Linked DNA regions of Mus musculus: all the other regions are linked to region 1. Evidence: chromatin loops called from intact Hi-C (ENCODE). Cell type or tissue: heart. All regions are shown on one strand. Region 1 holds the start of Gm33047 (a long non-coding RNA gene). Region 2 has its middle 15 kb from the start of 1700094M24Rik. Region 3 has its middle 7.8 kb from the start of Hottip. Region 4 overlaps Jazf1 (JAZF zinc finger 1). Region 5 overlaps Jazf1 (JAZF zinc finger 1). Region 6 overlaps Evx1os (even skipped homeotic gene 1, opposite strand).

The links. Hi-C counts contacts between places; a loop is a spot of excess contacts. Peaks named below come from ENCODE experiments on the same cell type or tissue, not always from the same donor. Only the 100,000 strongest peaks of a DNase experiment are listed, where the experiment ranks them.
Region 2: it touches region 1 in a loop (2.2-fold over the local background); 2 of 42 quality-filtered maps call a loop at or near these places.
Region 3: a loop joins it to region 1, with 8 times the contacts of the local background. A loop is called at or near these places in 27 of 42 quality-filtered maps.
Region 4: a loop joins it to region 1, with 4 times the contacts of the local background. A loop is called at or near these places in 6 of 42 quality-filtered maps.
Region 5: it touches region 1 in a loop (2.6-fold over the local background); 3 of 42 quality-filtered maps call a loop at or near these places.
Region 6: it touches region 1 in a loop (8-fold over the local background); 17 of 42 quality-filtered maps call a loop at or near these places.

What each region holds. Positions count from the first base shown.
Region 1 is chr6:52,575,313-52,580,312 of GRCm38, reverse strand. All of the region lies in intron 4 of Hibadh (3-hydroxyisobutyrate dehydrogenase), which reads left to right. Gm33047 (a long non-coding RNA gene) reads left to right here and starts at 500. Exons shown (of 2, transcript XR_377679.3): 1 at 500-5,000. In heart, a CTCF peak has its summit at 2,810 (motif pointing right); no DNase peak of the experiment used is centred here.
Region 2 is chr6:52,505,056-52,510,055 of GRCm38, reverse strand. No RefSeq gene overlaps it. Among named protein-coding and RNA genes, the nearest start is that of 1700094M24Rik, 15 kb to the right of the region's middle. In heart, no CTCF peak of the experiment used is centred here; DNase peaks (open chromatin) are centred at 2,645 and 3,915.
Region 3 is chr6:52,268,063-52,273,062 of GRCm38, reverse strand. No RefSeq gene overlaps it. Among named protein-coding and RNA genes, the nearest start is that of Hottip, 7.8 kb to the right of the region's middle. In heart, no CTCF peak of the experiment used is centred here; no DNase peak of the experiment used is centred here; H3K27me3 peaks cover 4,754 bases.
Region 4 is chr6:52,836,677-52,841,676 of GRCm38, reverse strand. The region is part of intron 2 of Jazf1 (JAZF zinc finger 1); the gene reads left to right. Among named protein-coding and RNA genes, the nearest start is that of Gm52903, 27 kb to the left of the region's middle. In heart, a CTCF peak has its summit at 2,737 (motif pointing right); DNase peaks (open chromatin) are centred at 886 and 2,786; H3K27ac peaks cover 475 bases.
Region 5 is chr6:52,916,956-52,921,955 of GRCm38, reverse strand. The region is part of intron 1 of Jazf1 (JAZF zinc finger 1); the gene reads left to right. Among named protein-coding and RNA genes, the nearest start is that of Gm52903, 53 kb to the right of the region's middle. In heart, a CTCF peak has its summit at 2,721 (motif pointing right); a DNase peak (open chromatin) is centred at 2,795; H3K27me3 peaks cover 253 bases.
Region 6 is chr6:52,303,821-52,308,820 of GRCm38, reverse strand. Evx1os (even skipped homeotic gene 1, opposite strand) reads left to right here. Exons shown (of 4, transcript NR_038163.1): 4 at 1-432. Among named protein-coding and RNA genes, the nearest start is that of Evx1, 7.2 kb to the left of the region's middle. In heart, a CTCF peak has its summit at 2,758; a DNase peak (open chromatin) is centred at 2,750; H3K4me3 peaks cover 1,143 bases; H3K27ac peaks cover 460 bases; H3K27me3 peaks cover 3,819 bases.

The sequences.
Region 1 (5,000 bases):
GGCCACAAATCCAAGACTGAATGAACATCGCAAATTGAAGGGTTTTGAAATCAAGGCTAGTTTGGGCTACATAGCAAGACAAACCAACCCCCACCCCCACCCCCACCCCCACCCCAGCAGCAGGACCAGCAGTTCGAGACCACCCTGGGTACATAAAAAAATAAAAAAAGAAATTTAACTCCAATATTATACAAAAGTAATGTGTAAATAAAGAGGTAATTACTTAATTTACTTCTGTTGACCATTGGGTAAGAACTTTATTCCTGTACGTCTTGCTTGTCTAGAAATCACAGTAAAAATGGAGTTTCAGAAATGAGCATAAGATTTCATTTATACACAGATTTCATGAATTATGAGTAGATAATATATTATGGAATAGTTACTATTAATAGTGGAGCTCCTGCTAGCTCATCATTTGTTCTGTTTATTATTATTATTATTTTTTTAGTTTGTGTGCACTCCATACTTGACACACACACAGAGATGGGAGGGAGTGCGGGGGGTGGTGGGGGAGAGGGGGAGAAAGCAAGCATGCACCTTTTGGCCAAACTTTACTTTTAAATACTTCAAGCCTATGTTTTCTGAAAAGAGGCTCCATGTAACTGCAAAACTGATCTTCCCAAGGCATTAGCTGGTTGTCTGGTGTTAGTGGGGAGACTTCAGACTTGCATTGCCTACTTGTTCCCACACGGAGCCGGGCTTTTGTGTTTTCTTTCGTCCTGTGTCTGACAGTAGTTAGTGCATTGCATTTGGTTTTAGTTTCTTCATTCGTCTTTAATCTAGAACAGTTCTGATGCTTCATCTGTTAAAAGAAACTTTTATGATAATAAAATCGAGAGTCTTATAGGTTGCTTTTTAATCTGGATTTATTTCTTTCCTTATTAGCCTCAGGCTACTAAGAACCTGCTTTATATTTTAAAAAAACGTTGCTGTTCAATTGTAGAAATTTTTGACTTTTTCTGCATTGTCTCAGAAGTTTTTCTTAAGAGTCTCAGTCTCTTCATTCAAGTACAGGGAAGCTGAAATTGAGTTAACTTTTTGCAGGTAAAGAAACCTATTGTGATAAGAAACTTTGTTTTTGCTTTGGATAAAAATCAGCTGCCCTGATTTATGCTGCACTCACCTTTCTGAAGCCCGATGGCGGGATTTGTGCTTTTCTGTGCCCAGCAGGATCTGGAAGTGGTGTTAAATGATTCCCTCTGAAGTGCCACTTTCAGATTTACATCCTCTCAGGAGCGGCCTCTGTAAAACAGAAACAGGCTGAACTGCAAGAGAACGAGCTCCAAGCGTGTATGGAGCAAACGAAACATGTCACACTAGCTTCTGTCTATAAAAGGAAGTGGGAAATAGATTGGTTTAGTCTGGTTATTTTTGAAACATATTTAAGAAGAATTTAATAATCAAATGATATCTTACTGTAATACAACCATACATGCTAAGGAAACAGATACTTTAATATGCTGAACTTAGAGAATGTGTACTTTCAAAAATGTTTCTTTTAGTTGTTAAAAAAAAAATCTCACTTAACTAATGTCACCAGTTCTTTTCAAACCCAATACACTCTGCTCCTTAGCTTCGAGGTGTTGTCTCAGTGTAACAACAGTCTTGCTGGCAGATCTTCATACTCAGGAACAGCAGATGTTTATAATCGTATTCTGCTGTGGGGAGGAAGGTAGTTTTGGTTTTGGGTTTTTTTTTTTTTAAGGTCATCAGTGTTTAGATTAATCAGGCTGACATTTCTTGCTGGTGGGTCATGAGCTGTTGATAATAGCACTACATGGTGATTCAGTTGTTCCATTGAATCATCAGGGAAACCCACTGGCACTCACCCCACGTGCTCTGCAGCAGGGGTGTGCAAGGAGAAGATGTGTGTCTCTTTTGTTTGCATCTTAGAGTTATTAGAGGCTGAGTCACATATTAAAGGATGCTCCAGCCTTGCCATTATTTTAGAGAACCATAATCAATAGCTTGACACTTTTTTTTATCATAGCCCAAGTCATCTCTTCATGTCGGTAGCCTTTCTGAAACCCTGTCTTAATGAATGAATGTACTTGGACTGCCAGGAAGAAAAGCCAGTCCATTCACAGATGTGTAAGTTGTAGTTTTACTTAAACTAGTGATGTGAGCATAAGAACCCTTGGAAGGTGGTTGTTCACTTTGAGAGGGACAGGAAGAAGGGGAGAGACGGAAAGCTTACATGTGTGATGCACATAGACTTCTTAAACAAGAAGAGGTCCTTGTATCAAAACCTCTTTAAGGAAAACTTAATAAGACATTAGCTGGATTTTTTTTTAAATGCTGGGGATTAAACCCAGGGTCAAGTGTTTGTTCCTTTGCTCTAACACTGAGCTGTGGCCTCAGTCTTCTGGATTGGCTAATCAGCTACTTGTAAGGTAAATAGCAGTTCAGAATGCAGTGAATCAGAAATTTCTGGTGTCTTTGAATTTTGAAGTGTGGTTTTAGCATGTTTGTGTGTGTGAACAGAGAATAAATAGTACTGTGACAGTTATATATTAATGTCGTTTTAGTTTTTGGTGAAAGAATTCAGTCGATTGTGATGTTTTAGTGACTATCTTCAGCACTCAGCCCAGATCTTAGGCAGGTGCTCAGTTATAATTTACTAAATAATGTGTGTCATTTGGGCAGAAGCCATAGGTTTGCGGAGGACTTTATATTGTCATAAAGAATGTATTGTAAGTAGGAAAGATTAGTATTCCCCTCTATAGGAAAAAGTAATTGCCTTATTTAGGGTAAGCGGGTTCTTCCTATCTTGCTCTTTTGAGAAGTCATACAGCATTAGAAAGTTATGGGCCACTAGAGGTCACTGTTTAGTAATCAACTGCTAATGAACCAGAACCGCCAGAGGAGCCAGTAAATTACGTGTGGGTTTTTCTAATTATGAATTCATATTTAATCATTCAATGACAAGGTAACTGGGAATGGTTCTGTGTACTTTCATATGTGGTTATGCTAATACACAGCTACATTTCTCAGATGTTGGTCCTCCATCATTAGAGTAGCAGACATCAAAGGCTTTGTTTTCTAATCTTAATTACCGATTGTAAAACATAATTAACTTTGTTAATACTTCCACACCTTACATGGGCCAAACACTCTTTTAAAAATAAAGTTTAAGTGCAAATATGCATTGTGTTTGTGTGAGTGATGTAATGGTTCCTTCCTCTCCTGTGTCTTCGCGCTTCACTCTTCCCTTGCCCGGCTCTCTTCTTTCTTCTCTCTCACCTGGTTTCCTTTCTCCCTCCTTTGAATTCCTTTTCCACTTAAATGTACATGTGTTAGTTGGTGACTGTTTTCCCAAGCGATCAGCCTTGATGGAATGCCTAGGAGAATGACTTCCACTGTGTCTGTTAAAGGAATCTCAGGGCAGGCAACTTAGGTTGAGCCAACCAGCAGGATAGGTGTGCTTGTCGGTAAGCATGGAGCTGTGCTTGTCGCTGAGAGCAAATGGCTCTCTGAGGCCTGTGCAGCCAGGAGTCTATGCAGGAAAAGGCAGATTTTCTATCCCCTCTTCCATGATATTATATTTCTTGAGACAAGATCTCCTGTAGCTGACCTCTTAAGCCATTTTGTAGTAGAGAATGACCTTGAACTTGTGATCTTGTTTCCACTTCCCAAGTGCTTCATGAGCCACCAAACATATTTTCTTTTTTAGTGCATTCCTGAAGAGTGAGCCCAGGCCTTCCTGTATGCTAGAAAAAGTAACCAGTTTATGTCTCCTGGAATTTCCTTCTCTGCCCGAGTCAGCAAGCACACGGCAACACAGCATCATTTTTGATGGTCACATTAGTCTGATATTTTTAGGCAAGCTTTTACTTTTATAACCCAGTGTGACATTTCACTTACTTTAATTTTGAACATCTAAACTTTTTTATGACAATTCATTTTCTTTGCCTTCAGGCTTATTTTGTAGTGTGCTAACTCTTGTCTGGATTACAAACTCAACTTGAACCAAAATTGGGACTTAATTTTTTTCGAGTAATCTAAAAGCCCAAAAGTGTGTTGTGTGTGTACAGAAAATATCTGGTAAATACTTGGTTTGTAGAAAGTAAATATTTTTACATGAGATTTTAAAAACAGACACAAGCAGAGCATGAACTTGAAGTGATCTTACAATTCTTAGCATATCATTTTTTTCTTTTTTGATCCATAGAAAGTCATCATTAAATTGATTGACTGCTGTGTCTAGTTGGGTGAAATTTCTTGATTTCGTTTGAAGTAGCAACCATAAAAGAAGCATTCATTTGTGAAGGTTTAGATTGATGTTGGTCCTAATGGTAAAGATGAAGCTTGTTTTATTATCAAAAAGGAAAAAATATCCTAGTGTAAGAGTAAGGGAAGCCAGGCTTTTGTTTGACACCAAAGAGCCCATCCTGTTCCTTCACAAAGCTCAGTGCTGCTGTTAGCAGTGTGGTAGGCCAAGTCAAAAATTAATAGTGTTCAACAACAACAAACAAACATCAAATAAAGATAATTTTTATCATCTTTAGTAGCATATATTAGTTGTACCTAATAGTTTTAATGACTTAAAATAAAAACTGGTATGCAATGTAGTATATACCTTCAGGAGTCAGAGACAAGTGGATTTCCAAGTTGGAGGCCAGGCTGTTTTTCATAGAGCATTCCAGGCCAGCTAGGGCTCCACAGTGAGACCGTGTCTCAAAACAAAACAGATAAAAACTATTTAATGTTGCCTGTCATTGTGTGTGCACATGATATTTATAGTCGATGAATCATGTGTCATGGCATGCACATGAAGGTAGAGGATAACTCTATTCTCCTGCCTCCATCTGGGTTTTAAGCTCAGGTTGTCAGCTGTGCACAGCAAGTGTATTTAACTGATGACCAGTCTCACTGATCCCCAAATACATTTTTTAGAGACTTTATTAGCATATACTAGTTGTACCTAATAATGTTAATGACTTAAACTAATTTTATTATGTGTTTATCTTGTGTAAGTGTGTACATTCGTGAGTGTGTGC
Region 2 (5,000 bases), 70 kb after region 1:
CAGAACCAGTGGGTACCCTTAGACACTGTCCTTCTCCTCGATCACCCCCTCTTCCCCAGCCCCACAGCCCTGCCTGGCTACTCATGTGATCTTCCTTTCACTCTGGCTCCACACAGGTCCAGAACTTGAATGACACCCAATTACCTCTATCAGGGTCCATATTTTCCACCATTTTGGCATGCACACCTCACACTTGAGGGTTTCCGTACTTTGGCCCAATCCTACTTCTGCAGATCTGTCTCCTGCTCTTCTCATTGTTTCTTAGTACTGCAGGTATCTGGGGCACCTGCCGTCAAGAGTCAGGAACACCAATCAGGAACCTGTGGCTATTTCGGTAGTCTTGTCTGACTGTGGCAGAAAGAAGAGACACTGAATCACGCTGACCTGAGGTTTTGCTTCGCTTTGAATGCTGGGGTGGAACTCAGGGCCTGTGTCAGCTAAGCAGGCACATTATCACTGGGCAATACCTCACTCCACCAGAGTACCCATCCTATTATAGCATCTAGGACAAAGTATTGAATATCTTTGTTCTGTTTTGTTTTGTTTTTGTTTTTTGTTTGGTTTAGTTTACTTGTTTGTTTGTTTGTTTTGTTTTGTTTGAGGCAGAGTTTCTCTGTGTAGCCCTAGATGTCCTGGAACTCTGTAGACCAGGCTGGCCTTTATCTCATAGAGATCTTCCTGTCTCTGCCTCCCAAGTGCTGGGATTAAAGGTGTGTGCTGAATCTCTATGTTCCCACGATTGGCCTGGCAGTGGTGGCATATACCTTTAACCCCAGCACTTGGAAGGCAGTGGCGAGCAAATCTCTGGGAGTAGCTCCATGATAGCCCCTGGATATGAGAAGGCAAGAACTTCCTTTACAATGAAGAGAGAGTTTGTCCCTCAAACACTCTCCTGCACAAATGTACCCTTCTGCTCTCATGGTGTTTAATGGAGCGGCAGCCTCAGCATTCTTTATACTAGTAAAGATGTTAAAAATCACAAATCCACAACATATGAGTTCTTCATGGAGAAAGGTAGGTAAAGGCAGCTAATGATTGCCAGAAGTGGGTGGTGGCCAACGTGGAGGATAAAGCAGCCAATGTGTCTTGTTTCTCAAAAGCTCTGCTGAGAATGTATTGTCTGCCTTCTTCCAGGCAGGGAAGGTTGGCTGTAAGATTGCCAGCTTTTTTTTTTTTTAAATAAAAAGAAGGGGCTACTAACCAAATCTGGGGCTTTCTCTTGGAAGTTAGGCACAGCTGGTCTTCATGGGGCCTGCACACGGCAGCTGGGTACCACTGATTCAGGCAGATTTAAGCTGGACGGTAGCCTGAAATTTTGGGTTAGTTTTTATTGGGCAAGTTGTTTGAATGAGTGAAAGTGATCTAGAGAAATGGGTAGCCAATTTCGTCCAGTTCCCAACAAACTTCTTGAAAGCAATGAGACATTTCCAGATTAAAGCTGACTTCAGAGCTGAGGATGGCTCAGTGGTTAAAGAGCTTTCTAGGTAAACAAGAGTTCATTTCCCAAAACCTCCGTCAATGTGACTCTCTATCCCCAATTCTAGCCTTGAAAAGAATGGATGTGGGAATCCCGGGAGCAAATTGGCAAGGAGGACTAGCCCTGTTGGTGAGCTCTGGGTTAAATGAAGACACTGCCTCAAAAGAAAGGAGGCAGAAGAGCTGTTGAACAAGATTCCCCATGTCAACCTTGGGCCTCTACACACACCTGCTGACGCACAGCTGTGAAGAGGTATACACGGATGTACACCACATATGCACACATATGCAAAGAGGAAGAAAAGGAAGAGGAGGAAGAGGACAATGGGGAGGACGGGGAGGAAGCAACAGCAGCAGATGACTTCACCGGGCCCATTCAGGAAATACTTACACTATGCAAAAACACTTAACAGTGTTTATTCTAAATGTTCCCTAGCTGTTAGCTCTTCCAGCAACGGTTATTATTATTATTGTTGCAGTATTTCCACCCAGTCCCTGGCCCATCCTGAAAGTTAATTATGCGCATAGCTTTCCCTCAGCTAGACCAACACTGTGTGCTGAATTATCTGAGGTAGAGGAGGAAAGACCAATGACTTGAACAGGGATTCTTTGCACTCAGCTAAGAGACACGATCACTCAAAAATGGTGGGGACTAGAACTCACTTGGCTCTATCAGACCCTAGTGCAAACATGATTTTTTTTTTTTTTTTTTTTTTGCATAATAGTCAGGGGTAATACAATACAAGTGTAAGAAGGAGCAGGGGAGGAAAGGACATTTCAAGGTGACAACCATGTGTCAGGCACAGCACTCGAGCCTTTAATAGTTATCACATAAAGTAAGATATAATAATGAGTGAAAACAGAGTTTGACTTCCCTTTCGCCAGAAGAACCTGATGCATTTTGTAAATGGGGACGACTTACATGAAGAATCTCAAGCATCTTTCCTTCCAGTCTAATTTTTGTGTAAACATAAAATGACAAGAGTTTAAGGATGGAACACCCCCGGGCACAAGCTTAAGAGTTCTGAATATAATCAAAATCCCCTTATTTATTTTCTTGCCTAAGTGGCATCTCCCAGGAGAACAGCAGTTGCAATTCTTCTGCTCTGTGCAGCCGTGGCTGCAATTTAATGTGCTCGGCCATCAAGACAGCTCTGTGCACCTCTGCCAAGTGTAGCTATCTCATCCAATAATAGGCACAGCCTAGAGACAGCGGAGTTTGAAACCCAGATCTTAGAAAATCTGGGCAATTAGCCCTCTCTTGCAGAAATGAGCAAGGAGGAGCCAGGCTGCAGCAAAAACAAAATCTTGTTGTGACAGCTGCTGTTCTAAATAATATTCCCTCTACGCTTTAAACTGTACTCAATCTACCGATTAGAGCAAGGGACTGGAGATGAGGAGTGGAAGAAGAAAGGTGAAGAGTAGGGAAGTCATGAAGAATTAGCATATTTTCAGCTTAGAGCTGATTCAGGGTTATGGAGGTTAGTTAGCTGATAGGTACGTGGAAGCCTAAGGAAAGGTCTGGAATATACCATTTGAAAATAGACTTGAAGTACATGACATGAATGGTGGCCTGGAAAAGTCAAACACACACAAAAGCCTGTGGAACTAATGACACCAGTACAAGAATCTCTTGTGCTTAGTACATGAATGTATTGGTTCATTTTACATCACTGGACCTACAATATCTGACTGAGACACTGTAGAAGAAATTACTTATCTTGGCTGATGCTTTCAGACTTTGTGAGTCTATCATGGTGAGGAAACTGTGTTCAGGTGATAAAGGTAAGAACATGGTGTGGGATCCACCTTAGTGACCTACCTCCACCAGCAAGGCCCCACCTCCCAAAGGTTCTCCAGCCTCCCCAAAGAGCTCCACTGACAGAGAACCAGAATTGCAAACGGGAGCCTGTGAGGGACATTTCCAGTGCAAGCAAAACCAATAGATTTGTTTTGCTTTGTATTCTACCTGATGTTGTTGGCCTGCATAGTCTATTTTCAGTTTAGCAAGAGCCCGTGTGAAAAACTGCTGTTCCAGAACAAACATTTCTTGGAGCTTAGAGTTGGTACATCTGGAATGACTCTTCTTCCAAAAGACTTGGCTCTAACCCGTTTGCTGGAAACAGGAGGCAAATTCAACCATGAGTACATTTCCATGACTTGGTCCGTGAAAACTCCATAAACCCTCTTAGAAAAATCACCTCGTCTTCCAGAATGTGTGCTGTAGAAGTACAAAACAGAACTCCGGCTGACTCCTTGGGGTTGTGTGAAACAAGAGCTTACCAGATCTGAAGGTCACAGCTTGTGGGACATGGCATCAGAGGCTCAAGGTCCAAGGGTGGTGTCCTGGATCTGCCCAGGGGCTCTGGGACAGTTCCCTGGAAGATTCTGTTAGCCGCCTGCTTGTGTATCCACACCCCCTTCTAGGTGTTTATTCCAGAAATAACATTCTACCCAGAATAGCAAAAGGTGAAACTGAAAATTCTCCCCTCTCAGGCTCTCTTTGTAGCCAGGGCTGGTGCTTCAAGGCTCTCACTGGTGTGACTCATCCCTTGATTGCTGCTGGCCATGCCTTCAACTGCACACATGGCTCTAACCCTCATTTATACATCGACCATTACATTACCAAGGAAACAGTGCTTTTACCATGGATCAACTGAGATGAGTCAGACCAAGCCATCCTTGCCCGGTATATCCTTGTCCACTTATCTGAGTTAGAGTCACTTGGAAGCAAAGCTCCATTGGAAGAGTGACAGCCCAGAGAGCTGGAGTAAGACACTGCCAGAATGAATTGGGTTTAAATGGGGGAGATAGAGATATTGATTTAGAAAAAATTAAGTTTTATGAGATTTCAAATAATCTTCACTATTGACTACTCAAAAAAGGGAACTCGAGTTCAAAGACATTAGATAATTTTTATAATTTTCTTTATTTTTCAGGTTTTTTTAAACAATGAAAATCTATTGCTTTGTAACCAGAAAAGATTAAAAAATATATATAATAGAAGGATTTAGAGGGTAAAATGCCTTAAGATATAATTGTGTTAGAGACTACTAGGAAATACATAAAATAATGTTAATATGAAAATAAATATCTGCTTGAATATTTTCATCAACTAGGCATTGGAATGTCAGTTTTCACTTTGCTTCTAACAAGCATGCTTTCCCAGTATCTGAAAGGTTTAGCATCCAAGGATTTAGCAATGTCCCCTCTGAAATTCTCACTGATGTCATAATGTTTCTCCTCAGGGATAGGCAAGAAAATCCCATTGTCTTCAATTCTGGACTCTACTTGCAGAAATGACCTAAATCTTGTTGTTGGAAACAAAATGTCCAAATAACTCCCAGCTAATGCTATGATGACATTTGGTCAGGGAAGATATCCCAAGAGAAATGTAAACTATTTGAAAACATCCTGTTACTAAAGTTTGAACACACACACACACACACACACACACACACACACACACACACACATACACAAAGACAGACTGGAAGCTGCAGTGTAATTCTGAACACACATGA
Region 3 (5,000 bases), 310 kb after region 1:
AAAATGCATTCGGAGCCATGTGGGTTTCCTTATTGGAGACTGCAATTAGAGCTCTCTAGGCCTCAAGGCTCTGAGCACCAAACCCTCTCCACCATCTCTCTATCGGAAGACCAAGAAGATTGAAGGGATACATTGTTGAGTTCTTGCCTCAAAACCACCAGTGCAAACCCAGTTTGTACCCTGAGCTTCGTACTACCTGGGAAATCTACCAGGGGAGGAAGAGCTGGATGACCAGCGGAGCCACAAGCCTGAGAGAAGGAAGTTTAGGCAGTTATTTTCATCCAGAGGCCTGGGTCTCTCTAGCTTCCCTTGAGTCTTAGTAGCCTGGTCTGTAAAATGGAGATGATTATAATAACCTCAGGACCCACTTCACAGGTCGTTATGAGGAAGCACTTAAATTTTTTTTATTGCTGTATAACTTACATATAGCCAAGTATACAAATCTCAAATACCCAGCTGAGTGATTTTTATATATGCATACACTTGTGAACTACTACAAAGATCAAGGTGCAGAGTGCTGTTACTAGCTCCCAGAAGTTTCTGTGAAGAAGGAATTTTAACACTGACTCTCGTGTGTGGTCATCTTGTCTCCAACTCAAAGATTCAGAATCCTATTTTAGTATATGGACTTTCTTGACCTTGGGGTATAGAACTACTAAATAATTGATTGGGTAGATAACTCAGTAGTGTGTTGCATGCACAAGGCCCTGTTTTTAATATCCAATTCTGAAAAAAAATGTAAACCAAATATATATATATATATATATATATAATAATATATATGTAGTTATATATTATATATAAATATATATAAATAATAAATTATATATAATTTATTTATTACTAGGACAGGGTGTCACTATATAGTCTTGATAATCCTAGGACTCCCTATGTAAATCAGGCTAGCATTGGACTCTCTGAGATCCACCTGCCTCTGCCTTTTGAGTGCTGGGATCAAAAGCATGCGCCACCACCACAACTAATCTTTATGATTACCATAGGTATGGGCTATGCGAACCTCTGCTCTAGAGGAGCACTAGCGATCTTGCCCCCAAGTACTCAGGACTTGGGAGAGAAGTTGAAATGAGGCTTACATACATGTTGGAGACAATGTATCTTTTGTGCTCATGACTAGCATGCCTATGTCCAGATCAGGAAGTGATCCCAGAGGGAAGGGTGAGTAGAGATGCATGTAAGGTTAAGATCCAAACCTTGAGATCCCTTATTTGAGCATCTTTCCTGAATCCAAATATAGCTTGATAGATGGAGAAAGAAAATTTCCCAAAGAGGTACTTGGCCTATTTTGTGAAGAGGTATAATTCCAACAGCTAACAAATTCAGTTCATTATAAATTTTCAACACACACATAAAATTAAATCACTTCAACACTCTGACTCCAATTTTTCTCAGAATGAGTCACTGTTAGTGATGCCTTTTTAAAATGTACTTCAAGAGGCTGGTCCTGGCTTTCTGAGACAGTTCCTCACTGATTACAGGTGTATTGGCACTGAAAGTTATATTCAGACCCAGTGTCTAAGACAGAAAACGTTAACCTTGTGTGGCCCACAGAGTAGCAACTGCAGCCTGAGTTCTAGGCCTTGACCTAATGGGAATGAGCTTGGCAACCCCCAGTATAATCAGCTAAGTTAACTGTCATTACCAGAGGACCCCCACTCTGCCTGCCTGGAAGCAGAGCCATGCTGGGAGAAATAATCAAGGCATTGACCATGACTTTGGAACTTCAACCATTCTCTGAGGTGAGGGGAAATTGGTAATGACTCTTGGAGTTTTTAACTATTCTGTCTTAGTAGCCATTAAAAAAAAAATCACTTCGGTCATTAGCCCACCCTGGGTGTTCACCTCCGACTCCATTTCCTTAGTCTACTTTGGAGCTCTATGGGGTGGCCCCACTTTTGTCCTGCCCAAGCCTACTTGGAGGCAGGAGGTGAGGATAGAAGCCTAGGGCTGTGCCCCCAGACCTTGGACCGTGCAGTATCCGCTAGGAGAAGTCACAGGAAACGCTTTTACCACCTGGACGACCTTGACTGCAGCCGATTAAAGTTTAATCCGAGGTGTGTGCTCAGCCTTGCCATGTTATTTAAACACATCAAAGGTCATAAAAAGATTCCAAAGGCGTGAGCAGGGCGACTCGAACCGGCAGGGAGCCAGCATTTGATTCTAGTTGACTTCTAGGCCTAGGATTTGGAGAGTAGGGTAACTAAAGGGCCAAAAGAATCAAAGGAAAGCGTTTGCTTTCCCAGAGAAACTCCGGACTTCAAAACGTAGCAGGGGAAACCGAGTCTCAGACAAGGAGACAAACAGTGCTCTGTAATTCCGATTAACTTGGAAGACATCTAGTGGGGAAAGATCGCAACTGCAGTGACGTCTTCGGAGCATCCTCTGCTCCTGCCAACCCGGGACAGCACTGCTGGACTGCTGTGCCAGTCTCTCAAGTGCAGTCCTTTATCCTGCCACATGCTTGCTCTACTGTCTAAGAACCCAGAGTTCTGAGGAGCCGTTTCCACTCTGAGAGAAAAGACCCAGCTCCGAGGGGTCTTCTCTTCAGGTCGCGGTTCTGGTATCCAGTGATGAGGTGTTTGTTGTCCAAGATTCCCATTCTGATCCAATTATTCTGGAAGTGCCTGATCCTGCTTTGGGAAAAGTCCCACACATGTATGTGTGGCTACATAGTAGAGTGCCTTAAGGCAAGAGGTAGGAAAGACAGCTCACCAGCTTTAGATTGCAATCCACTAGGCAGCTAGCAGGCAGCAGGAGGTCAGCTTCCCAGGATGTTCAGGATGTATCACCAACTCATCTCCAAAAAGGAATCTTTAGACCAAACCTTCATCCATGTGGATATCCACGACATGCTACCCTCGCTGGAACATTAAGGCCAAATCAGCAGTCTGTACACCTTCTCCCCTTGTGCTTATTGTAGCCTCTCATTGAGCTGGCTTCACTGGCTTCCATAGAGTGAGGATGTGTTTATCCCCTGCAGCCTCCTGCCTGACTTCATTGGGGGTGGGGGTGGGGCTCCATTTTTCTGGTACCACATCATCCTAGAACTGCCAGGGAAAGAGTAGCATCAGACCGCTTATCTTTGTGATTAAAGGGGAGGGTGGTAGGGAAGGGGGCTGGAAAGGTGGCTTAGTGGCTAAGAACATTTGTTGTCCTTGTGTTGTTGGTTTTGTTTTTTGTTTTGTTTTGTTTTTTTCAAGAAGACCCATGTTTGATTCCCAGCACCCATACAGTGTCTCACCCTATATCCAGTGCACACACATGCATGCAGGCAAAATATTCATACACATAAAATAAAATAAATAATAAAATAAATAAATCTTTTAAAAACTAAAAAGAAAGACAAGAAACACTGCTCTACATTGCCTTCTAAGGTGCGAATCCCAGTACATTGTGGAACCATAATTGGAGTCCAGTGCAGGAATTTTCTGGAGGCAAAGGCTGCAAAGGACGTGGTGGCTGCTGGCACCAGCCCTCTGCAGGAAGGGCCTTGTCTGGTCTTGTTCACTGGCAGGACCAGGACTACATACACCATACACATGGCTTTGGGAAATGACCTCTCCTGTGTTTTCTATCAACTTACCTTCTCTACACCCATACACAATCCAACCTGGGCTTAGAAGTCCCTTGATTCTCAAAAGAGGGTCGTTATTTTACTCCCCACTTCTTAAAAATAACAATAAATTAGAAATGATAGAGGAAACCATTCAGGTCAAAAATGCTTTACAGTTTTTTTTTCCCACAAACACTAGCCAGTCCTCTTTAGAGACCTGAAGTGCATCAGACCAAAGATGGCAAAGTCTGTGGCTCTCTCCGCTCCCACCCCATTCCATACCACCTATTGACTGGATGGGACTCCCCCCACCCCCAACCTAGGAAACTCCCTTAGGTTTTATTGAATCAGCTACAGATTACTGAAGCAGCTCTAGGTGGGGCATCTGAGGCAGGACTGTAACTGAATTAGCCTGAGAATGGAACCCTGGGATCTGGATTGCAAAGGAACCCAGGATGCAAGGGCTAGGAGTAGCCCAAGTCCCATGCTGAGTTTGGATGGGCTAGTGTACCTCTTGGAGACTTTCAGATCCCTCACCCCAACTTTGAGCCCTACCTGAAAAGTCCCCTAACCTTGCCCAGCCCACTGGACTTGTCACCATCGCTACTACACATACACCACACCGAGTCCTGTTTTTAGCACAAGCTGGAGGGACTTCTATTCCTGGGGTGACAAATGAGTTTGCTTGCTCTCAGTGACATCAAATTACTTTGCACCAGCCGAGGGTCCCATGACCCTACATAACCTCACATTAGATCCTAAAAATGTAAAAGAAATATGGCCTTTTAAAAAGTGGCTGAGAGCAAGTGATTGTTAGCAGGTTTGAGGGGCTGTCCCCAACTCAGCCACCGACTGACTGACCGAAGCAGATCCCAGCTGGAATTCACACGCTTGGGCTCTCTATAGAGAAGCTCAATTTTGAATGTAACTCAGGGCCCTAATCAGGGTCTCAGAGTTCAAATTATTTTTGTGTAATTAGAGAAATCACAGGGAGGCTTGAAGCCCTGGCTGTGAAATGGGACCTCAGTGGGTGGTAGGGGCAGTGGAGGAAGCACGCGGAGACAGCAGAGCCAGCTTCTGAAGAGAGCCAGCTTCTGCACGGAGGGGGCTTCCACTCACGTTAAAAACACAGGCATTGCTTAAGTTGTCACAGCTTAAATGGTTTGTCAGGAATTCAAACTTCATTGTTTCTCATTTTCCTTCTCCCTATCTCTCCCTTCCTCTTTGTCTCCCAGTTATCTGTTAGTGTTTTTGCCCCGTTTTCCCCTCTTCCTCCGAATTTTTGATATTCTTAATTCTGCAGTCTCTGCCCTGACCTTGACCCAAGCCTTTATTCCTTTGGCGAACTCCATCTTAAGATCAGGAGACCCAGGACACCCACACCCTGGCAGCCTCTGTGTCCTAGGCCATGTAAGAGTGGATTTGTTAG
Region 4 (5,000 bases), 260 kb before region 1:
CCAGAAATGTACCCACTGCAGGACTGGGTTCATGGGAATGAGAAGCTCTTAATGGCATCCATTTTTTAAAAGTACCTTTGGATGACAGCGAATTGAAAGAATGATAACTGCCTTCTTGCCTGCTTCAGCTACAGCCTGTTATGGCTGTCTAAATACTCATCTGAAAGCACCCCCTTGCTGCCCTCCTGAAGGAAAGTAGTCTGGGCAAATGAACGTGTGCTGGGAGCAAATTGTTTTCTCCTAAACTTCGGGGAGAGGCTAAAACTGTTTCTACGTTCTCGTTATAAAGAGAAAATGTCTTTGGCATTCCTGAAATACTTGCCTGACAGACAAGGTCTGAAGTTGGCTGCAGAGTGGGCAGAGTGTGGCCCGAGCGTGGCCCAAGGCCTATCCTGCCATAACAGGGCCTTTCTGAAGAGGTGAGGATGGCGGTCAGCCCCACCTCTGTCCACCCCACCCAGCAAAAAAGCGGGCAAAAATAGTTTCCTGTGCCCATTCGTAACTTGCAAGTGAATTTTGGACACCACTTCTCCTCAGAATGATCCATTTCTTCGTGCTCCTTCCACTGACCGGGAGCTAGCCCATCCTGCCAAACACGTTGCCTTCCATGCCTTCCTTGGTCTCCCAGAGCTCACAACTGCTGCAGCGTTTTCCACTGTATAAACCTAGCCACTAAATCATGTCACTGTGGTATTAATTTCCTTCCCTAGGCTGAGGATATGCAAATACGCTAGGCTTAATCCTCATCACCTGTCCCCTGGCTGGGGCTGCCAGCAAGCAATGAGGGGGCAGCAGGCAGCAAGCAGAAGTGGAGGAAGGACCATAAATGTGGCGGCGCCAAGCCTGGGTTGGGCTGCCCTTCTTCAGCAGACCACATCTGCTGGAAAACCGCCATTCCTTCCTGGCTGCCTCAGCCTCCCAGTGGGAGATAAGCCGAGCTGGGGACCAGTCTGGCAGCCAGATTCCAGCCTGGACGAATGGTGTGTGGCTGACTTGGGATGTTTGGGATGGGTATGCTGAGCTACACCGCAGCAGCAGCTGCCCTCTTCTAACCCGGGCTGTTGACAGGTCCTGCTGAGAGCCCTTGTTCCTGAATTTAACAAATCTGGAAGCTCAACATTTTCATTTTGAGTTTTTATTTGGAAGTGTCATTTTATTGGAACCAAAATCTCTGGTCCGTTCCCCTGAGGACATACTGATCTTGTCTGAAGCACTGAATATCCTCTGGGTGAAGGTGCTGCCAGGCCCCAGGCTCCCAGCAAAACTGCAACCTTGCCCTCAGACCCCTGCCTCCTTGGTATCCTTGTAGTCTCTCAAGAAAGCCTGTTAAATGACCACAGCACCATGAAAGGATAGTTTAACACAGACATTTCTTCAGTTTCATTGTGGACTGCCTGGGTAAGAGTTCCTGTGTGTGAGATGTCTATCCACCTCTGTGAGTTGGCTAAAGCATGGGTCTCGTTATGATTCAAGAGGTTTATAAATGACCCTACACTGTATAACTTCACTACAAGGGAATATATGGGATAATGTTCCACATTGCAAGTGAATGCTTTCAGCTCATTGATGGAGTGCTTTCTTTGTGCCTGAGGCCCAAAGTTCAGTCCCCAGTACTGGAAGGAAAAAAATTAATGCTCTTAACTGTTAAGAAAACTAATTCAGTACCTTTTAATACTTATGCTGACTTAAAACTATTTGAAAGACAAGTCTCCTGAGAGACTCTCAGACTAGCTGTGGGGGCACGCAGCTGTAACCCCAGAAGTCTGGAGGGCCTTTAGCTCAACACCACCTGGGCTATAGCTATAGCAAGACTTGGTAGAAGAAAATGAACAAAAAGGTTATTTATTGATTGTTTGCTGATAGTCAAGCAGACTCCAAGGCTCACAGTGTGGCCTGGGGAGTGCCTCTCCATCAGAGCCACGGCCTTCCTTTGTTTTCTTGTCACTTTCTTGACATTTGCTCGTTTTTATCTCTTTTGATTTATGTGCATGCATATCGGTGAGTGTTGCGGCAGATGCGTGCAGAAGAAGGCTTTAGACCCCCTGGAGCTGGAGTTGCAGGCAGTTGTGAGCTGCCAGACACGGGTGCTGAACTCAGGTCCTCCTCCAGAGCTGTGGGTTCTCTTAACCCCAGAGATGTCTCTCCACCTCCCCACCGCCACAATTTTATCTTTACAAGTAGCTTTCTTTCAGCAATGTTTTATATCAACCCCATCTAAAATGTTTTAAAATCAATATAAAATGCCCTTTAAAAATCCATGCTAAGTTCCTTAAAACACTTGAGAGAGCCCCTGCATTTTCCTAAGTTGCCACTTCATGAGAATGAGACGTTGGCTGAGCAAGTCTCAGCTGTGCCCACACAGTTGACTTCTATTTTCTTCTTCTCCCTAACTAGCCTTCCTAAGCCCAGGCACCGTATAGTCTCTGAGGGATCAGTCAGAGCCTGTATTCTTCCAGACCTTAAGAACTGTTAGGACATCGACAATAAAAAACAAGTCAGTCCCCTAAAGCTCTGCCATGTCCTTTGAAGACAGAAATTTACATCCCGAACAAGCCAGCAAAGGAGGGTTTTCCTAAGGCTTTTTTTTGGGGGGGGGGAATAACCAGTGCCAGCCTGCCCTTAGGAAACATCCTTCCAGTGAGCTCTGCCTCTGGGCTCTAATAATCGTGATATCCCTCGCTTCCACTTCTGCTGATGAAAAGCCACGCTGGCAAGAGGCTGACAGGCTTGCGGCCTGCAGAGGGCGCTAGAATACCATATTTTCTGAGACAATCCTTCTAAAAATCAGAAACTGGGAAACTACAGAAGGGGGAAGGGCAAAGCCTGAGGCTTCTTAATGCTTCCAACAGTCAGACCGACTGCTTGCAGTCTGGTAAACAGGCTAGGAATTGTGGGCAAGGCCTTTCCCTGCGTTTTGCACCAAGTGTGAGATCAGATGACTCTGTCCGGACTCATTACTTTCATAGCCTAGAGCTAGTTCACACAGCAGCAGGAGTCCACCAAAAAGGCATTTAATTAATGAAATTGAAACTGGTACTTATAACTGCTGATTAGTAGTACTCAGGGTTTTTTTTTTTTAAGTATTTCAAGTAATTTATAAAGCACTTACATAAATAGAAAGCTTTAAATGCTGATATTCCATAAAAAGTAAATAAAAATATTTTTATGCATTAAGACTTAATTAAGTGTCATGATTTCATGTCACAGATTTAAAACAGGGCAGGTGAGACCTGCCAACATTACTACAGCTGCGTTTTACATGCGGAAAGTAATTAAAATGGTCGTTTATGTCTTTTTCCACTTACGGGTATTTAGAGTGCTTGGTATTACACCATGTATTTTCCCAGCAATCATATCGTGGCAGTGTATCTTAGCAGCCGATACGTTTGTTGTTGGTGGAAAGGTGAGGGGAACATTGGTCAGATGAGAAAGCTGTCCTGCACCACTGAGAATGACAAGGACTTCTTCCTGCGAGAGGCCCTTGTTTCTGTTCACATTGGCCTCTTTTTTCCGTATGAACAAAACTTAATTAATTTTCACAAGAACAGTTTTTCCTTCTATTGTCAGGAAGAAAAACAGCAGAAGGCAGAAACTTGCCTGCCCGGTCACGTGACCCCTGAGTATGTAGACCTCACCCTGTGTGAATGAGTCCTGTTTGAAGCTGGTCTGTTTCTCTTGTTTAGCTAGGAATGTGCTAACCTTAAATGGAAGGAAGACCCACCCTCAGGAAGTTGAGTGGCAGTTAGCAGTGGGAATAATGTCCTGAGTTCACACATCAGAGCTGAACTGCAATTCTCTGGATAGAACGGAAACAGATCTATCACTGTGTACTTATTTACTGCTGTTATTTATGTTAACAATCATAGTAGAATTATTACTTGATGAAGTTTTAACGATGTACATAATTTTGTGCCCCAAGAGGCATCAGCCACCACGAGAGGCTGAAGTCTCAAGATCAAGCCGAGGTCCCAGCACTTTAAAACATCCTGAGTGTAATGTACAGCAAGTGCTAGGTGAGTCCAGGGCACTTGTCATTCCTCCAGCACGGCTTAACGTCTTTTCAAGCATTCAGTCACACCTGTGAGTTGTCCCGTTGCTTGGATTGTGTGAGCAGCAGTTGAGGATTCCGAGGTCACACAGTTACATAGAGTGGGTAGGACAGCCTTCATAGTCGCTTAGCAATCACCTATTAGGAACAAGGAGTGAATTTTCCTCTCTGCCTCTCCTTAATAGCATTGTAACAACGGGGCCTATCTCTAGTGTTTCTGTTTGAACTAGTCAACTAGTGATTATTTACAAGCAACACAGATACAACTGGACCGCCAGCCGGCCACCTTCCTTTTCCAGCTGTAACCTCCTCGTACCTGTGCCCTGAGCTTGCGGTCCAGCCTGTGAGCAGGGCGACGCGTTGTCAGACAGTGAAGACAGCGTGGGCCACTCGTGTTCATGGGATGATTGACAGGCTTACTTTTTCACTTAATTTTGGAGAAATTAAGTCATTGTTCATTTTTAAACTCCTCACCAATTGGAGAATGAGCGAACTTACATTTTTTTTTAATCCCTCACTGAGGTTAGCTCCATAAAATGTCCAGCTTTCATTCCCATCCCTAACTCCCAGATCCAAAATATGCCCCCATGTTCAAACATTGTAATTCTGCAAAATATAATTTTCAAGCCTGCACCAACGAGGTGGTCTCCCCCCCCCCCACCTTGGTTAGCATTTAAAATTGCTTGCCTGTGTTTCAGTGCCACTTCCTTCACTTATGGAGCAGCTGTCCTGGAGTCAGCTCTGTAGCTTCAGAAATCCCAGCTCTGTGTGCCTGAGAAAGAGGAGTCTGAGGCAGAGGGCTGGCCAAAGGACCTTCCGGGGGCAGAGAGCTGGCCAGAGGACTTTATGGGGGCCATGTTTAGACTGTTCGCACTAATGAAACCTGAACCAGGCTCAAGCACTCCTTCCCAGCAGTCTCTGCCATTCCTCACAGTTCACAGCACATCAGTGC
Region 5 (5,000 bases), 340 kb before region 1:
TAAAGGAGCTCATGATGAACACAGCTTTATTTTCTTCCTTTCTTTCTCTCTTTCTCTCTTTCTTTCTTTCCTTCTTTCTTTCTTTTTTGATTCTTTTTTTATTAGATATTTTCTTTATTTACATTTCAAATGCTATCCCGAAAGTTCCCTATACCCTCCCTCCACCCTGCTCCCCTATCCACTCACTCCCACTTCTTGGCCCTGGCATTCCCCTGTACTGAGGCATATAAAGTTTGCAATACCAATGGGCCTCTCTTCCCAGTGATGGCCGACTAGGCCATCTTCTGCTACATATGCAGCTAGAGACACGAGCTCTGGGTGTACTGGTTAGTTCATATTGTTGTTCCAAGCAAATACCTGAGGCTGGAACTTTATAAGAAGTTTGTTTAGTTTTTTTGAGAACTGAAAGTTCAAGATTGAGCAAGCCTGGTTTTAGCCTCTGTCAGTAGTCCCCTTGGCTATGCCGTACATGGAGAGAAGGAGGAAGAGGACAATACCGAAAGCACAAGCTCATGGGATGGTGTCTTTTGTCAAAGCCTGCTCTCCTGAGGACTGAAGTCCAAACCTCATTAACCTAACACCTGCAAGCGCGAGCCACCTCCTCAAGGTTCTGACACCTCCCATCACCATGACAGGACTAAGCCTCATAAACCTTTGGGGACAACACTTCAGCCCATCGCAGAGGCTAATCAGGAAATGCTTTCCCCAGGAATAAATGATCCCAGTCTTCATAATCATACATGGAGCACACGCTTACTAAGTTTTATATTACACATTATTAAGATACCAGGAATATGGAATTTCAGAATTCACTTCTAATTATTAGGAATTGTTTTAAGATTTTCACCTAAAGCCCAGTTTTTTAGTGACCTAAAACATAAGTGGAAATTTTCTCTGAATTTCCTATGCTTATTTGTGATATTTTGAAAAGAACTTTTGTAGAAACTCAGTTTGATCCATAATTGTAAAGGTTTAGCAGTGGTGGTGACCGTGGTATGCCTGCCATTATGTACACTGAGAAAGAGGAAATGAGCTGGTAGTGACCTACAGAGCTGTAGTGCCGTGATTACAGAGCTGTAGTGCCATGATCTACAGAGCTGTAGTGCCATGATCTACAGACATGTAGTGCCGTGATCTACAGACATGTAGTGCCGTGATTACAGAGCTGTAGTGCCGTGAAATCTCTGCTGTTCTCAGAGATCCACTCAGGAGATCCTCTCAAGTCTGTTTGGCGTTGTGGGGGCCTTGCCTAAGGTGAGCCCCTTGGGGACGGACATCTTTGTGTGAACTGCCTCTGTCTCTGCTTTTACCCTGTATCTACGACTCCTTTGTCATATGTCATCTGCTAAATCATGTTTCTGCAGAAGAGGGGCTTCAGCTCATAGCCTTCAAGTCCTCCTAAGTGTCAGACATAGCTTTGTACTAACCAAGAATTAGGAAGTGTTTTATGAATGGTAAAATATGGAAAGAAACCTTTAGGTTATAATTATTTACAGTATGAATCCTGGTGCCATTTTTTAAAAAATACTAGAGAAGACTAGAAAGAAGTGTACAGCAAAGTGCACAGACTGAACTTTTGGACCGTTCATTGTAGGGTCCTTGTTTCTCATAGTTTTCTAGATTTCCTACTTTTTAAGTAGATATTTTTTAAGCAGCAAAATAAGTGTAACAGTTTAAAACCAAAAACAACAATAAACCAGTGTGTTGGTGGCAGCCGATTTGCGGTTTGAGACCACGGGCTGTGGGAGCTCAGGGGTTGCTGGATGAGCCCAGCGCTCCATGTGCTCTCCAGGCATTCCCGTGTCCACTGTACACATGCTCCTAAGGTCATCCGAGGCAGTGGCCTTCCCTGTCTCTGCACTGCCCCCGCTCTCTAACTAATAGCTACCATCACTACCATGTCTGTGTTCGTCGTATGTTCTGACTCTCCAACAACTTCATTCATTCCTCACAACCACAATAGAAGCCCTGGTTTCAAAGGAGGAAGGGTTTGAAGATTCTCAGATGGTTATGGCATATAAATCAAATCCTGTCTTGTCTGACTCCAGAGGTAGGTAGCTTTGCCCTCACAGGCCTCAAACTGTTGTACTAAAGACCAACTGCCATCCACTACATTGGAGCCTTTCTGGGTCCCCTCTCAAGTCAGCTGCCCTCTAGTTCTTTGCTTTGTGATGCTGGGGCCGTTCGTTCCTGTTGGCATGAGCCATCCAGAGTCCACCAGGATCCCACGAGTGCTTCGAGTACAGCCAGTGCTCAGCATCATATGGGATCCTGCAGGACGGTGATTGCTGGCCCGCTTCCATCACTGTGGAGCCCCAGGGTATGGTTGTATAAAGAAATTTAATTTTGAAATTCCAAAGACTCATGTTAGGTTTTTCTTTATTTCCTCCTTACTGCTCTTAGAATTCATGAGGGGGCAGGGTTGACTGGTACTCGGGGGCCCCAGGTGCAGTTTTAAAACAACCAACAAGCTTTAGTAACTCCTGCCCAAGTCTCAGGTGCCAGGTAAGTGTTCAGCGGAGAGCTGCAACTGCTTGAAAACTGTCACTAAGAGTCCTCTGTTGGAACGAGTGTCACCAGCAAGCTGTGACCAGATTCTCTTGATTCTTATCTCCTGGTGGGAAACAGTGAACTTGTGGTTAAGAAAACGTTTGTGTTTCCATGCCTTAAAGTTAAAAAGTAGTTATACATGCATGTCAATGTCATGAAGCCTGTGGCCACAAGGTGTCACTATGGCACCAGTCTGGATGTCAGAATTAAAAGTGTGCCTCTGGTTCTAACTCCTGAGAAGCCCAGTTATTGGCTCTCCTGCCAGGGCCTTGCACACTACAGCATTAGCTATGTGCCACGTGTCCCTGCACACTTGTCATGTAGCTCCACAGCAAGCTTTTCCTACACTCTCCAAATTAAACTACTTTCCTAGTTCTTACTTATACCACACATAACCCTGAGTCCTCCTATGTCAATTCTATATCAACATATGTATTCAAGTTTTCACAAAATTATATGAATTATAGCATAGTTTAATCTCTTCCCAAAAAAGGTTTTGATGGGATGGGAGAAAATGATATCTGCTAACAATTACTAGCCTTGCCCCATCCACAGTGTGCCCTCCTCCTCTTCCTTTTTTTCTAGCTTAACCCATAGGAAAAGAAACCTGAAACATACTCGCCAAGCAAAGGTGGGCATGGCACCTGAGGGAAAGACTATGTACTTGCAGAGGCTTCATGGGCAGCATCCAGAAGGTCATTTCCTCTCGAAGTGTTAGGCAGATTAGAACAGCTCTTTACTGTGGAAGGATGAACCCACCGTCAGCCTCCTTCCCACAGTCAACTAACAAAGTAGCAGCAGAGCCTGGATTTGGACTTGAGTCTGTTTTTCCAAAAAGCTGGTGGGGAAAGAAGCCATGTCATTGTTGTTCAGATGTCCATATCAGAAAACAAACCACGGGAGCCTTAAGACTCCATCCCAGAGCTGGGCTCACACCTATAATTGCAGCACTCAGGCAGACTGCTGCAAACTCAGGCCCAACCTGGTGTACATGATGAGTTCTAGATCAACCTTCACTATAAAGTAAGACCATGCTTCAGACAGACACACACAAATCCAATCAAGCATTTGCTCAAACGTTTGTTGAACAAGAGTTCTGGCTATAGCACAGGGACCACATTACGAATGTTACACCAACTTATTCATTCTCTTCCCATGAGAGACTAAAGTCCATGGTGCATTGCGGGTGCGGGGGTAGGACATTGACATACAAGTTAATGAGGGCGGTGGGAGGGTTGGCTGGGGGGACTGCCCACACAGGGGAAGGCTCTATGCAAGCTCTAGCTGCAGCTCTCCTAGAGCTAGCTGTTCCTTAGATCAACCTGAAATCTATTGAGTGGGTGTTGCTAAGGTAACCCCTCCCCTGATTTTCTGTGATTAGGATATGAAACGTGAGGACAGGATATAATCCAAGCCCACAGAAGTGGCCACCCTCATGCCCGGGGGGTACAGCAGTGGCAAGAGTGTGTATTCTTTTCTTTAGATGGCTTGACCAAGAGGACAGGTAAAAGCAAGACGGATGGTAGATCTTGGTTTGTGTGATCCTTTTAGGATTTCCAGTGTCTGGTGTAGAGGCAGAGAGCACATGGAAGCTTCTGGAAAGATTCAGGAGGGAGCCTAGCAGAGGCTTCTGGAATATAACTTTTAAAGTAGTGTGTCTGTGTGAGGAACTTGGCGGGCATCTGTAGAGGAGCCACAAGGATGACTGGACATGTGAAAACAAGACAGGGAAGGAGAGGTTAGGGAAACATTACATAAGCTGGAGCCTGCCAAGGGAACGCGGGCACGCCTCTTTGAGAATAAGACTCTCAGTATCTCAGGACCACCATCCATAACTAGCCCTTTTTATCCCCATCAAGGCACATTCCAACAGGACCATGGCTATGAAACAGAGGAGACATCATGGAGAGAGATTTATTGAATTTTCTCTTCTTCCTTACTAGAATTGTACTGTAATTAAGATGCAGGGTAGCCTTAATATTACCCTGTCAAATATATTGAATCCATCTCTTGCTGGTTTAGAGATTGACTGACTCAGAGACTATCAATGGTAATAGAATCCCAATAGTTATAGTGGGTTATGTGTAGGGTGACTATACAGTTTTTAATCCTTGTGCTAGGGTAGCAGGCCTAACTGTAGCATGTAGTCACTGACTTGGAAGCTGTCTTGTTAGAGTGATCTTGAAATGTAAATCTCATTCTCTCATGCAAAGTAGCACCTGTGGCTTCTCACTGCCTGGAGTAATTAATACTCACTCCCTAACCCCGAGCCTGTGAGAACCAGTGCCCCTCTCTCAGCCTTGGCCTTGGGTCATGGTTCTTTGCACACAGCATGTTTTTATCCTTAGGCCTTTGCCCTGTCCTTGGCCCCAGCCCAGTCCTTTCTCACCTTTGCCCGGCTGGCTCCTTCTTGACTTTTAGGTTATGGCTGGACCATTGCCTCCTCAGAA
Region 6 (5,000 bases), 270 kb after region 1:
CCATAAAGACAACTCTCAGAGCAGCTCTTGGAAGCTGGGCTGTGTGGTAGAATGCTTGCCTGGCTACCATGAGGTACTAGGCTTGGACTAAGAAGCCAGCTTGGGCTTTTCAACAGGGTCCTTTTGCTCCCACCTCACTCATAGAAGAGGGGACAATTCCTGGGACTCTGGGTACTCCCCTTGGACCTGCAGGTGAGGGAGAAAAGGCTGCAAACCACTTGGAAATACTCCTTCTACAGGATAGAGGCCAGCAGCTGGGTGAGGACTGTACAAGGGACTGTAGAAGAAAAAAACAACAACAACAAAACCCCAACCCATGTGGTCATGTGCAGGCCACTGGTACCTGAAAGTAAAACCTCTGATCTTCGTTCAGAACCAAATGTCAATATAATTACTTACTTTGGACCTTAAAGCACCGGCTCATTCCATGGCAATCAACCCTGAGTGCTTTTCTAAGAAAGACCTAGGTTTCCCAGGGCCACGCATCTATGTTTTTAAGAGGTAAGACCAATCACACAGGGCAACCTGAAATCTACCAGCCTAGCACCAAGTCACAGGTGCCATCCTGACTCAGCCTCCCAGGGTGCTAGGATTTATAGGCCGTTCACCACACCCAACCAACTACTCTTGACACTCTTAATCTCTTAGAAAATCATCTTCTTCCTCCTCCTCTTCCTCTTCTTCTTCTTCTTTTTTTTTTTTTTTTTTTTTTTTTTGGTCAGGGTTTCTCTTAGTAGCCCTGGCTGTCCTGGAACTCACTGTATAGAGCAGGCTGGCCTCGAACTCAGAAATCCGCCTGCCTCTGCCTCCCAAGTGCTGGGATTAAAGGTGTGCGCCACCACTGCCCTGCTACCTCTTAAACATTCTATCCCCTTAGATATCTGGCTATCTCCCTTTTCTAGAAAAATCCACAGAGGTCCTCCAGTTTCCAGAATTTCTTTCCCTGCATCAGCCCTTTAGAGCCACCATAGTCCAAGAAAAAATGGCCTAATTCACTTTTAGGAATGTATGTTTACCTGAGGAGGTTGTTGTTGCTGTTTTGTTGTTGTTTGGTTGGTTTTCCTCTCACTACATAGCAGCTTCCTCCACAAAGCTGTCCTGATTGTTGTGTGGCCCAAAGGACAAAACCTAAGTGGCTGGCCAGGCTTGCTTATACATGTGACTTGGCCTGCACACATCCTCCACTGGAAACCTCCAGGTTCTGGCCCTGCATCAGAGATAGCTGGTCTGGCTGGAGCTTCCCTAAAAGGCAGGGTTTGACTTGGGTTGATCATCTTTTGAATAAAGACAAGAGCTGCCTGCTGGCTATTACTACCTCCCTATATTACAGCAGGAGTTCCTTTCCCAGCCTCAGGGAGGGGTTCTCTCTGTTCTTGTTGGCTTGGGTTTTAGTCTGATTCTGCAGCTAGAACCTGGGGCTCTACACATGCTAATCAGGCACTTTGCCACTGGGACATAACCCATATCTATTGCTTTGCACTTAACATTGGGGTGGGAGGGTGAGAGAAGAGTCTGGCTGTGTAGCCTAGGCTGATAGGAGTTCCAGCCATAGAGTTCAGACTGGCCCCAACTGGATGAGTCTCCTGCTTCTCTCTGCATGTACCCCTATACCAGTGCTTGCTCTGCTTTTTACAATTTTCTCCAAAGGCAAGCCTTTCCATGAGCTGAAGGACTTGAGTCAGCTCTAACTTTCTCATACAGTGTCCTTGCCCTGTTCACCCCATTCACTGATGGTAATAAGAGGGAGACCCACTGTAATATCAGACTAAGGAGTCTACAAGGAATCTGAATTGACCCTAACCAAACCCTTTGAGTGCTGGTCTCTGTCTTCTCTGGATCCCCAGCCTAGGAAGATGTCAACACCCGGTTCCTCTTTCCCAGTCCTTTGTCCCAGATAGGAGATGCATGGAGCCAGACATCCAGCACCAGTGATAACTGGGTGGGAAAAATGCCCCTGCACTCCGTAGTCGGCCTGGAACAGCAAGTCTAACTGGTCTGTGCAGCCAAACCTCTCTTTGGTTTGGTTTGGAGATTTGTGGAAGCTGACTTTCATAGTGTCCACTCCCAACCCAGACTGACCAACCTCCAGGCTAATTGAGCTTCACAGTCTCTGAGACGAAAAATGGTCTCAGATTGAGAGGCACGCAGCTAGAAGTGAATGAACGATTTTAACTTAAGTCAAGAAGCTTCCAAAGGCCAGATTAGGACATTTTCCCTGTGCTCTCAAGGACCAGAAACTGTATCACATCACATTCCCCAACATCCAGGTAATCAGATGCTTCAGGTATGGAAAGATCTGGACAAGGGCCACCCTTCCCGAATTGGCTGGGTGGCTGCGGCTACGGCTGTTAAGCAGAGAATACAGAAAGTACAGGAAAAAATAGTTAACCCGCAGGGTGCCTCATTGTAGACAAACTGCTCGCTCCCAGGCCCTGAGGGTGTGCTGGTGCTGCGACCTTGGGACACAGGGTGGATCAGATTGTGGCAGCGAGCGAGACATGGAAGTGATGTCAGCTCAGAAAACAAGCGCCGCGGGCTAGGAGAGTACTGTGCGCCCCGGCTGACTCGTCATGGCGTCTATATCCCTTCCGTTCACCATCACAGCGGCACCAGGTGCAGCTGCACAATCCCCTAAATGTCCCTTTCAAGCTGAGAGCCAGTCAGGCGTCCCATCCGGTCTTTGCAGCCCGGTCCTGTATCCTCCGCCCCTTGCTGCTGCGGTGACAAAGCACCGCTCACGAACTGCTGTCTTGGTGCGCCCCCCACTGCCGATCGCCAGAGGCGGAAGTCGCATCCTCACTGGCTCAAATGCCAGGGTTCTGCCACTACAGGCACGTGAATCCTGCATAGCTAGAGGTCGGTTGATCATGGCACGGTAGTGAGCCTCGCTCCTGGTGCGTCTGCCCTGGGGTTAGACTCCAGGAGAGCTGGATGCGAGGTCTCCGCCCACATAGTCTCGGTTCCAAAGACTGGTAATTAACTACAGGTGGGAAAATGGACCTATCTCTCTTATGCCACCCTGCCTCCTCCCCAGTCATTTGAGAACCAACGCAGAAATACCCCCCACCCCCGTAAGAACTGTAGCAAGCATACAGTTATAGGATAGAAGTCGTTATAATTTTCACTTGTCAGCCAATATATCCACTCAGTCCAGTCGTGTTCCCAGCGTGCATTGTTCCACTTGATAAGACTCAGCCAGCCCAGGCTGTGGAGCCTCTGGATATTGCTTTGCCTACAGGTCTTGGACAACTCTTTCCTTACTTTTTGAGGCCTATTGATCAACAAGCAACCCTTCTCAGATTCACCTAGACAGTGGTCTTGAAGTGTGGTCTGTACAGCATCTGGGAACTCCATTCTGGGATCTTCTGAATCAAAAATTCTTAGCCTTGGGTTCAGTAATATGTTTCAACAAGCCCCTCAAATGATTACAAAGCACATTCAAGATTAGAAGTGCTGCTCTGTAGATTTCATCACGTCTGTGGTCCTTTGCCTGAGATGGGTTTCTAAAAGAGTACCTTAAAGGTTGCACACACATACACACGTATGCATATTTGAGTATCTCTATTCTTTATCACTTCTAAGTAGCTCTTTTGTTGTTGTTTTGATTTGTTTGTTTTGTGTTTCATTTTTGGAGACAAGTGGTTGTTTGTTTGTTTGTTTGTTTCTGTGTAGCCCTGACTGTCCTGGAACTCACTTTAGGTTAGGCTGGTCTCCAACTCAGAGATTGCCTCTGCCTCTGCCTCTGCCTCTGCCTCTGCCTCTGCCTCTGCCTCTGCCTCTGCCTCTGCCTCTGCCTCTGCCTCTGCCTCTGCCTCTGCCTCTGCCTCTGCCTCTGCCTCTGCCTCTGCCTCTGCCTCTGCCTCTGCCTCTGCCTCTGCCTCTGCCTCTGCCTCTGCCTCTGCCTCTGCCTCTGCCTCTGCCTCTGCCTCTGCCTCTGCCTCTGCCTCTGCCTCTGCCTCTGCCTCTGCCTCTGCCTCTGCCTCTGCCTCTGCCTCTGCCTCTGCCTCTGCCTCTGCCTCTGCCTCTGCCTCTGCCTCTGCCTCTGCCTCTGCCTCTGCCTCTGCCTCTGCCTCTGCCTCTGCCTCTGCCTCTGCCTCTGCCTCCTGAGTGCTGGAATTAAAGGCACTGGGGATGCAGCTCAGCTGGTAGGATGCATGCCTAGAAGGCGTGAGGTTCTAGGTTTCACTACCAGCATGGCATAAACTAGGTGTGGCAGCCCATGCATGCAATCCCAGCACTCAGGAGAGGAAGGCAGGCAGGTCAGAGGTTTGAAAGCATTCTCCATATGAGGGGCTGGAGAGATAGATGCTCAGGGTTGGGAACACTGGCTGCTCTTCCAGAGGACAGGGTGCTATACCCAGCACCCACATGGCAGCTTACAGCTCATTGTAACTCTGCTTCCAGGGGGTCTGATGCCCTCTTTGGGTATTTACAGACACCAGGCATGCACACAATGCACAGATATCCATGCCTAAAAAAATATCCACACAGATAAACTAAAATTTAAAAGTAAAATAATAAGTGTGATAAAAGATTATATATATATGTGTATATATATATATATATATATATATATATGCACACACACACATACACACACACACACACACACACACGAGTTCAATATCATCCTAAGCTACAGGAGATACTAGCTCACAAACAAAACAGCAACAAAAAAGGTATAATTTCACTTTCTACCCTTCACTGGGGATGGACCCAGTTTCACTACTGAGCTATACACCTCCACCCTACATAATGACTTTCCTTTGGGACTGTTTCTAAGATGTTAATTTAGGCCTAAATCAAACATCTTTAGAGGAGCCCTAAAAAGCTGACACATTATATGCATGTGTGTGTGCATATGTATCTGTTGTCATTGTCAGATTTTTCTAAACACACAAACATGTCAGTTGCCGTTTAATAAGCTAAAGGTGCAAGTGAGTTTTATAGATTAGGTAGCCTGGGCCTAAGGTACCACCAAGATGACCTAAGAATAAGGA